Linked DNA regions of Homo sapiens: region 2 is linked to region 1. A link is an interaction called in ENCODE POLR2A ChIA-PET data of the cell type or tissue named here. Cell type or tissue: K562. All regions are shown on one strand. Links, peaks and the distances in the headings refer to the core of each region. The heading gives the core; the rest is flanking DNA.

The links. Peaks named below come from ENCODE experiments on the same cell type or tissue, not always from the same donor. Only the 100,000 strongest peaks of a DNase experiment are listed, where the experiment ranks them.
Region 2: POLR2A ChIA-PET joins it to region 1 with 5 read pairs; 2 of 35 experiments call an interaction of 5 or more read pairs at or near these places.

The regions. Positions count from the first base shown.
Region 1 is chr6:110,937,491-110,942,869 of GRCh38, reverse strand. No RefSeq gene overlaps it. Among named protein-coding and RNA genes, the nearest start is that of GTF3C6, 19 kb to the left of the region's middle. RefSeq lists a silencer at 4,318-4,518. In K562, for the core only: no CTCF peak of the experiment used is centred there; a DNase peak (open chromatin) is centred at 3,229.
Region 2 is chr6:111,074,783-111,080,161 of GRCh38, reverse strand. No RefSeq gene overlaps it. Among named protein-coding and RNA genes, the nearest start is that of SLC16A10, 10 kb to the left of the region's middle. In K562, for the core only: no CTCF peak of the experiment used is centred there; no DNase peak of the experiment used is centred there.

The DNA of each region.
Region 1 (5,379 bases), core at 150-5,149:
TCAAAGTAGATTGAGCAAAAGTTTAAATTAATAAAAACAATTACTTTAAAAATTATGGGCTTAGGCCGGGAGTGGTGGGTCACGCCTGTAATCCCAGCACTTTGAGAGGCCGAGGTGGGTGGATCACGAGGTCGGGAATTCGAGACCAGCCCGACCAACATGGTGAAACCCCATCTCTACTAAAAATACAAAAATTAGTTGGGCGTAGTGGTGCACCTGTAATCCCAGCTACTCGGGAGGCTGAGACAGGAGAATTGCTTGAACCCGGGAGGAAGAGGTTGCAGTGAGCCGAGATCGCGCCATTGTACTCCAGCCTGGGCGACAAAGCAAGACTCCATCTCAAAAAAGAAAAAAAAAATCATGGGCTTGGCTGGGCATGATGGCTCACGTCTATAATCCCAGCACTATGGGAGCGAGGTAGGTGGATCACTTGAGGACAGAAGTTTGAGACCAGGCTGGCCAACATGGTGAAACCCCATCTGTACTAAAAATACAAAAATTAGCTGGGTGTGGTGGTGCGCACCTGTAGTCCCAGCTACTCAAGAGGCTGAGGCAGGAGAATCGCTTGAACCCAGGAGGTGGAGGTTGCAGTGAGCTGAGACCACACCACTGCACTGCAACCTGGGCAAGAGAGTGAGACTCCATCTCAAGGACAAAAAAAAAAAAAAAAAAAATATATATATATATATATATATATATATATAGAGAGAGAGAGAGAGAGAGAGAGAGAGACAGAGAGAGAGAGAGAGAGACAGAGAGAGAGAGAGAGAAAGAAAGAGAAAGAGAGATGGCCAGGCAAGGTGGCTCACACCTGTAATCCCAGTACTTTGAGATGCAGAAGTGAGCAGACTGCTTGAGCTCAGGAGTTTAAGACCAGCCTGGTCAACATGGTAAAACCCTGTCTCTACAAAAAAATATATAAGAATTAGCTGGGCATGGTGGTGCAGGCTTGTAGTCCCAGCTACTCAGGAGGCTGAGGCAGGAGGATCACTTAAGCCTGGGAGGTGGGAGGCTGCAGTGAGCCAAGATGGTGCCACTACACTCCAGACTAGGTGACAGAGTGAGATCCTGTCTTTAAAAAAAAAAAATTACAGGTACTTTTTAGTTCTTTTTTAAAATAAAGTTTACAATCTTAACCAACTTTAAGTGCACAGTTCATTAATGTCACATGTATCCACGTTGTGCAACTGGTCTCCAGAACTACTTCATCTTGCAAATACTTTTTTTTTTTATTTTTGAGACGGCGTCTCGCTCAGTTGCCAGGCTGGAGTGCAGTGGCGTGATCTCGGCTCACTGCAACCTCCGCCTCCTGGGTTCAAGCGATTCTCCTGCCTCAGCCTCTGAGTAGCTGGGACCACAGGTGCACACTACCACTCCCAGCTAATTTTTGTATTTTTACTAGATGGGGTTTCACCATGTTGGCCAGGCTGGTCTCAAATTCCTGAGCTCAAGGGATCCACCCCCCTTGACCTCCCAAAATGTTGGGATTACAGGCGTGAGCCACTGCACCCAGCCAGAAATCTGAAAACCTGCTGATCCCAAGCATTTCATATAAGGGATAACTCAATCTGTATAGCTTCAAACCTGTATAGTACAGACATAGTTTCACCATGTTGGCCAGGATGGTCTCCATCTCTTGACCTCATGATTCACCAGCCTTGGCCTCCCAAAGTGCTGGGATTATAGGCATGAGCCACCTCACCTGGCCTCAAATAATTACCTTTCTTTGTTTTTTTGTTTTTTTTTTTTTTTTTGAGACAGAATCTTGCTCTGTCGCTCAGGCTGGAGTGCAGTGGCATGATCTCAGCTCACTGCAAGCTCCATTTCCCAGGTTCACACCATTCTCCTGCCTCAGCCTCCTGAGTAGCTGGGACTACAGGCACCCACCACCACACCCAGCTAATTTTTTTGTGTTTTTAGTAGAGACAGAGTTTCACCGTGTTAGCCCGGATGGTCTTGATCTTCTGACCTCATGATCCGCCCGCCTCGGCCTCCCAAAGTGCTGGGATTACTCTTTTTTTTTTTTTTTTAAGAGATGAGGTCTCACTATGTTGCCCAGGCTAGTCTCGAACTCCTTGACTCAAGTGATCCTCTTGCCTCAGCCTGCCCAAAGTGCTGGGATTACAGGTGTGAACCACTGTGCCTGGCCAAGAGTTACTTTTAGATGAAATGTGTTGTTACCTTTCCCCTTGAACAACCACCACTTCTAAATTAACCTTCACTTCTGATGCTGGGGTCACAGTTGGAAATCTTTATTTTTCTCTTCTCTTATGGCCTCCTTATTCAGGCAGTCACCCTGAAAATGTAGTACAGGTAATACTTTCTCAACTGGAATGTCTCTTGATCTCTCCTCTATTTCTCTCAACCACTGCCCCAATCCAAGTCTAAACTTCCCATCCTTAATTTCAACATCTTCTGGGTATAGTGTCTTTGTCTTTTCTTTAATTTTTTATATGTTTCATATTTTTCATATTGATCTTCAAAGAATAACAGTCGTGTAATTCGGGTAGAGTTGTGAACACAAAGATTCCATCAACTGTTAGTAAATGAGGCAGCAGTGTTGTCTGGCATTGTCAAAACTTTAGACAGGACCCTACATTGCCAGGAGTCTTAACTTCTTATCTGGTAAAAGAGAGGTTGAATTAAAAGAGATATCTCTAAATTCCTTTTCATCCGTGACATTGCCTATACCATTTTATTTGCTCTATCATCTTGATGGCATTGCTCTTTAGTCTATTTACAAAATATTACTTATTTAAATAGCTTGGTCTAGGGCTGGGTGTGGAAGCTCACGACTATAAACCCAGCCCTTTGGGAGGCCCAGGGGAGTTTGAGCCCAGGAGTTTGAGACCAGCCTGGGCAATATGGCGAAACCCCATCGCTACAAAAAATTAAAAATTAGCTGAGCATGGTGGCACATGTCCGTGGCCTCAGCTATTCGAGAGGCTGAGGCAGGAGGATCACTTGAGCCCAGGCTGCAGTGAGCTGTGTTTGCACCACTGCACTCCAGCCTGGGTGGCAGAGCAAGACCTTGTCTCAAAAATAAAAATAAAAAAAGAATAAATAGCTTGGTCTTACAGAATGTTTTATTACCAACACATTTCAAGAAAGGAAGTTATAAGAGCAAAACTGTTGTACTTAGGGTGTTATGAATGTTTTCATTTGTTATGACAGTTTGACTTGTATCAGAACCCACCACACCTTATCAAACCTCACACTCTTCCTTTTCACCCACCAACTGGCCCTTTTGTTCCAACCAAGATGATTTATTGAAACTCTACATCCTGCCTTATATTCTCTTTGCCACTGGGCCTTTGCTAATGCTGTTTTCTTTGCCAGGCTGACTTTTGCTTCTCGGTCTTTGACGATTATGTCTCTCTTTTCTTTTTTTTTCACCACATGGGTTTAGTCTTCTCACATAGGTAATTAGAGTAGGTAGTCTTGAGCGGCAGTGTCTCCATCATGTCACCAGTGTCTCTTCTTCTTGTATCTTATGTTTTCTGTCTTCTATTCTGCTCATTGTCTCTCCTGATCAAAAGATGGCCTTTGCACCCCAGCCCCACGTGTCTGTGCCAGGGAAGTAGAAGAAAGCTGTAAGGAGAAAATAAAATAGAAAGTCCTTGCCTGGCATGGTGGCTCATGCCTGTAATCCCAACACTTTGGGAGGCTGAGGCAGGCGGATCACCTGAGGTCAGGAGTTTGAGACCAGCCTGGCCAACATGGCAAAACCCTTTCTCTACTAAAAATAGAAAAATTAGCTGGGTGTGGTGGCATGCACCTGTAGTCCCAGCTACTTGGGAGGCTGAAGTAAGAGAATCTGGGAGGCGGAGGTTGCAGTGAGCCGAGACTGCGCCACTGCACTCTAGCCTGGGAGACAGAGTGAGACTCCATCTCAAAAAAAAAAAAAAAAAAAAAAAGAGAAAGTCCAGTAGAGGCTGGGCGTGGTGGCTCACGCCTGTAATCCCAGAACTTTGGGAGGCTAAGGCAGGCGGATCATTTGAGGTCAGGAGTTAGAGACCAGCCTGGCCAACATGGTGAAACCCTGTCTCTACTAAAAAATACAAAAATTAGCTGAGCGTGGTGGTGTGCACCTACAATCCCAGCCACTTGGGAGGCTAAAACACAAGAATCCCTTGAACCCCAGGGGGCAAAGGTTGCAGTGAGACAAGATGGCGCCACTGCACTCGAGCCTGGGCAACAGAGTGAGACTGTCTCAAAAAAAAAAAAATTACAAAAAGAACATCCAGTAGACTTTCATGTAAGTCCCATTGACCAACACTGTGGAATATGGCCACCCTTGGGCTGTGAAGGAGGTTGGAAAATGTAGTTCTGTGGTTAGCAATATTCCTGCTCTCTCAGAAAGAAAAAAATAAATAAATAAAAGGACAATGAATTGAGGGAAGGCAGCTAGTAGTGTCTGCTCCAGTCTCTAAAAATAGAAAATTTTCAGGCTGGGCACAGTGAGTCACACCTGTAATCCAGTATGTTGGGAGGCTGAGGTGGGAGGATTGCTCAAGCGAGTTTGAGACCATCTTGGGCAACATGGCACTACCTCATCTCTACAAAAAAATTTTTTTTTAAAAATTAGCCGAGGGCGGTGGCATGCGCTTATAGTCCTGGCTACTCAGGAGGCTGAGGTGGGAGGATCACATGCACCCACGAGGTCGAGGTTGCAGTGAGCTGTGTTCATACCACTGTACTCCAGCCTGGGCAACAGAGCAAAACCCTGTCTCAAAACAAACAAACAAACAAAAAATATTTTTTTCATAGAGAAGCGTTGTCACTGTGTTGCCCAGGCCGGTCTGGATCCCAGCACTTTGGGAGGCCACAAGTGATCCTCCCACCTCAGCCTCCCAAAGTTCTGGGATTACAGGGGTGAGCCACCTTGCCTGGCCTTCCAGTCTCTTCTTGTTCATCTTGTGGGGTGGGGTTACCTCATTATTTTCCCAATAGGACACCTAATAATAATGACCACCAGTTAAGTAACTATCATAAACCAGGAAGTTTGTCAAATCCTTGATGTTCATGTTTTTCTTCAGTTCTTACAAGAAGCCTGAGGGTAGATTATTACCACCCTCAGTTTACAGATGGAGGAATGGAGACTGACAAATGTGTCTTGTCCAAGGCTTCACGTAGGCAGTAGGTGACAAAGTCTAATTTTTCTTTTTTTTTTTTTTAGATAGGGTCTTGCTCTGTTGCCTGGGCTGGAGTGCAGTGGCATGATCTCAGCTCACTGCAGCCTTGACCTCCTGGGCTCAAGCAATCCTCCCACCTCAGCCTCCCAAATAGCTGGGATTACAGGTGTGTGCCTCCATGTCTGGCTAATTTTTTTTATTTTTTGTAGGTACATGGGTCTCGCTCTGTTGCCCAGGCTGGTCT
Region 2 (5,379 bases), core at 113-5,112, 140 kb before region 1:
AGGAATTTTTTTTTTTTTTTTTGAGACAGGGTCTCACTGTGTTGCTCAGTCTGGCATGCAGTGGCATGATCTCAACTCACTGCAACCTCTTCCCCCTGGGCTCAAGCTATCCTCCCACCTCAGCCTCCCAAGTAACTGGGGCCACAGGTGCACACCACCATGCCTGGCTTCTTTTTTTGTTGTTGTTAATTTATTTTTAGTAGAGATGAGGTCTCACCATGTTGCCCAGGCTGGTCTTGAACTCCTGAGCTCAAGCAATCTGTGCACCTCAGCCTCCCAAAGTGCTGGGATTACAGGCATGAGCCACTGCACCTAGCAGGAAATCTTGAATAATATAATTATTTTTAAATCTTTGCCAATTTAGGATAAAGATGAAATTTCATTGTTAGTTTCTTTTTCAAATCTTTGGTTATCAGTGAGAAAGATCATATTTATTGACCATCTGTATTTTCTTTTTTATAAATTGTTTCTTGGTGGTTGTTCTTCACATTTTCTAACAGAGAAATTGGCTTTTACTTAGTGATATTTATTAATATTTCTCCATGTAGATCCCATGCATTTCTTGTTAGGATTATGTCAGGCATTTCATTTTCTTGCTGCCAATGCTGTTGTCACTGCTTTTGGGAATGAATTTTTTTCCGTAAGAACTTCTAACTGGTTACTGCTAATGCAGTAAAAAGCAATTAAGTTTTTATATAGTTATCTGATCCCACCACTGTAGTATATTATATTTTTGAGAAATCTGGGGAAATTTAAATATAGTGCTTCAATTATCATTAAATGATAATTTTTCTTTTAGTCTGGCATTTGACAGTAAAGCCAGGTCTCCTAGGTTAAAATAACACAGCCTTAAAAAAATTTTTCTCTGGCAGCTAAGCTGTGAGGACTCAAAGGCATAAGAATGATATGATGGACTTGGGGGACTCCAGGGAAGGGTGGGAGGAGAGTGAGAGATAAAAGACTACCCATTGAGTACAGTGTACACTGCTTGGGTACACTGCACCAAAATCTCAGAAATCAAACTAAAGAACTTATCCATGTAACCAAAAACCACATGTTCTCCAAAAACTACTGGCATTTTTTAAAACTTTAAATTTTTTTCTCATTTTACAGTTTATGTTACATCTAAATCCTACATCTTAAATGAATACACTTTTTAAATTTTTATTTTGATGCAGCTACAAATGCCCAACCTATTTTATATTTCTAATGGAAAATAACTTCACCATTTCTTTTCTTTTTTATTTTTATTTTTATTTTTTTTGAGATCGAGTTTCGCTCTTGTTGCCCAGGCTGAAGCTCAATGGCACGATCTTGGCTCACCGCAACCTCCACTTCCCGAGTTCAAGCAATTCTCCTGCCTCAGTCTCCTGAGTAGTTGGGATTACAGGCATGTGCCATCGCGCCCGGCTAATTTTGTATTTTTAGTAGAGACAGGGTTTCTCCATGTTGGTCAGGCTGGTCTGGAACTCCTGACCTCAGGTGATCTGCCCCCTTGGCCTCCCAAAGTGCTGGGATTACAGGTGTGAGCCACCATGCCCAGCACCATTTCATTTTTTTAATGCAACGACTTCTGTCCTCAAACATTTTGGTTCCTATCTTAGGTGTATTCAAAAGCAAAACATTGGGCATCGGTTTTTATGCTGTTAATTGTTCCATCAGATTTCTCCAGCCTTGTGCTGGGGTATGTCTATAGGACAGGGCAGAGAGCAGCCCAAGGCTCCCAGGACACCCCTCAGGCCCCCAGGACACCCCTCAGGCCCCCAGGACACTCCACCCTTGGGGGTGTGATGTGGGCCCAGAGTCTGGTCTTCAGCTCTTTGTGTTCCAGAATTGAATTATCTCCCCTCACCAGAGCCATTTAGCCTCTAGAGAATGATTTAGTGAAAGCAAATTTACAGTAAAATGAATTGAGAACCTGCAATATCATTTTTAAATGTAATTTCATGTGCTGTCAGGCCAACTTGAGTATTCTTACGGGTTGCACAGTGCCTTATTTTCTAAGGGGGAAAGCTCTGTGTGACAAAACCTATTACTATAAAAAGGCTCTTAGGGGATTCAGAACCAGGTTAAAAAGATTTAATAATATTTAGAGAAAATGTCATCAAGCTATGCTACCCTGATGTCTCCCCAAGTCCACTATAGAAAACATTGGCTATAATGGCAAAAGCACTTGGGTTTTTTCTTTTTTGGGGGGTGGGGGGGTGGGGTGATGTTTTGAGATAGAGTCTCACTCTTTCTCCCAGGCTGGAGGGCAATGGCACGATCTCAGCTCACTGCAACCTCTGCCTCCTGGGTTCAAGTGATTCTCCTGCCTCAGCCTCCCGAGTAGCTGGAACTATAGGTGCACACCACCACACCCGGCTAATGTTTTGTTTTGTTTTGTTTTTAGTAGAGACGGGGTTTCACCATATTGATGAGGCTGGTGTTGAACTCCTGACCTCAGGTGATCCACCTGCCTCGGCCTCCCAAAATGCTAGGATTACAGGCATGAGCCACTGCACCTGGCTTTTTTTTTTTTGAGACAGAGCCTCACTTTGTTGCCCAGGCTGGAGTGCAATGGCACAATCTCAGCTCACTGCAACTGCAACCTCTGTCTCCAAGGTTCAAACGATTCTCCCACCTCAGCCTCCTGAGTAGCTGGGATTACAGGTGCCCACCATCACACCTGGCTAATTTTTGTAATTTTTGGTGGAGACAAAGTTTCGCCATGTTGGCCAGGCTGGTCTCAAACTCCTGGCCTCAAGCAATCCACCTGCCTTGGCTTCCCAAAGTGCTGGGATTACAGGGTGAGCCACCGTGCCCAGCCAGCATTGGGAATCAGATGAGCTTCTGTCACTTCACATCTGTGTGGCCGTGGTCCAGTCGCTAGCTTTCAAGAGGCTAGGTCTGTTGTTGTGCTTAGGGACCCACAACAATTCCTGGGCATCTAACCCCAATTGGTCCACCCCATATGCCATCATTCTATTATGATAGCATTACCTCAGTCATGCTGTAGTTTACCTTAGATATACTTTAGTGCTATTCATGAGGTTTGAAGAAACCCATATATATATATTTTTTTTTTTTCTTTTTTTTTTTTTGAGAAGGAGTCTCACTCTGTTGCCCAGGCTGGGGTGCAATGGCATGATCTCAGCTCACTGCAACCTCCATCTCCCGGGTTCAAGCAATTCTCCTGCCTTAGCCTCCCAAATAGCTGGGACTACTGGCACCCGCCACTACACCTGGCTAACTTTTGTATTTTTAGTAGAGATGGGGTTTCGCCTTGGCCTCTCAAAGTGCTGGGATTACAGGCATGAGCCACATAGTCTTTGAAAATATTCTGGAATGACAACTGTGGTTTAGATATTTAAACAGCTTCATTTGCATACAGCAACATTGCCTAACCAGGTCTCAAGCTTTGGGAATATGTCCTATTTGTGGCCTGTGGCTCCCCATGCTGTGTCCCCAAAGCATGGCTGCTCAACAAAGATCTCCCTTCAGCACAGATCCTTCCTATGATGTTTGTTGAAGTGTACTGAATAGAATTAAATTTACTGTCAGAAGAAGAAAAAACAGGTTTAAAAAATTTCTTAATTAGAGGCAGTGTCTTACTCCATCGCCCAAGCTGGAGTGCAGTGGTGCAATCATAGCTCACTGTAACCTCCCTCTCCTGGGCTCAAGCGATTCTCCCACCTCAGTCTCCCAAGTAGCTATGACTACAGGCATGCACTAGCTAACATTTAAAACTTATTTTGTAGAGACATGGTCTTGCTATGTTGCCCAGGCTGGTCTGAAACTCCTGTCCTCAAGGAGACTTCCTGCCTTGGCCTCCCACATTGCTGGGATTACAGGGGTAAGCACCGTGCCTGACCAAAAAAGCATGTTTAATAATTTACATTTGGTGAAAATAATCGGTTTCCTTGTAGTATAGCAGAAGTTAAAAGGATTTTGGAGGAAGAAGATTTGAGCAAGTTGTGACTCAACCCCTCACAAGCAGCTGACCTCAGGCCTCAGGACTATTGAGGAAATGAAGCAGAAAAATGGCCAGAAGTTCTCTGTGACCCATGCCTCACTGTGAACGTGCTGCTGTTGTGGCAATTGCTGAAAATGATGTCCTTAGTTATAAATAGCTCTTGAAATGTTGTATTCATGGACTTATACAATATTACCTCTAGAGGAGGGAGTTTATTATTTTGTCTGACCTCCTGTTTAAGGCAAAAAACTCTTCTAAAGCATCATTGTAAAACTGAAGGGCCTACGCCATGCCAAGAAACTATGTCAGTGTATGTAAATGTCAGGGAGTCCACATTAACAACATGGCTCTCAGTTACACCTCACCCCCTCCTCTGCTCACCTTCTGAGGGGCTCTGCATGTCACAGGCTCAATACAAACAAAGACTGCCTGCTTGGGAGGAGAGTGTGGGATGGCATCATGGAAACTTGTTCTTCCAAATCACAGTGGAGGTGAATCCCCAAAGAGAGCCTTCTGCAGAGACAGGGAAACCTAAAACACCAGGTGGAAGGAACCTCAAGAATCACAGATTCCTGTGTTTTTAAAACATTTTTTACCATAACTCATAGTTAGAAACACGCTGGATGTCATTACCCAGTACATACACGCAAACACACACAATTGGAACAACAGTCTAACAAAACAATGTTTACATTACTAAGTACAAGACAGCACATTCTGATGTTTTATTTCGTTTTTTGAAAACTGTTGATAAAAACTGTAAATTGATTCCACCACCTACTAATAGATTGTGCTTTGAGGTTTGAAGAACACTGATTCAGTCTAACCTTCCCATTTTGCAGATGAAGAAACTGAGGCTGGGAAAAATGAAATGATGGACATTTGACTATTCCCTGACTACACGGACGTCTACAGCATGACAGCAACAAGACCCCAGGCTTCCAGAGCCTCAGCATGGCCTTGCTTCAGTACCTCCTATACCTTCTCCTGTCCACGTGTAGAGACATAATATTTCCTATTTCTATTTTAAAAGAGAGGAGGTCGGATGAGCCTTCCCTCCTTCTCACCTACCCTGACCTGCCCCCATTGCTATGGCTTAACATACTAGTGACCACAGAAAAGAGCACCCTATGGGGAATGGGGAATGTAGGGGTCTTTTTCTCCTCAAATCTTACGTTTGTGGGGATTTTGTTCTTCCAATTAGTTAGGCAACCCCTGAGAAGGATCACCTGAAGCTTGGCCTCTGAAAATTAAGATAAAAGATAGTTCCTTTCCATGGGGAGAAATGGGATGTGGGGAGAATCCTGCAGATAACTGGTCCATGACTAACCCTGGTTGATCAAGAGCCATTTGGGCCAATTGGGCAGCTATCTGGAAGTGTGATAACCCCTATCCCGGAACTAGTTGTGATGGATTTCAGAGAA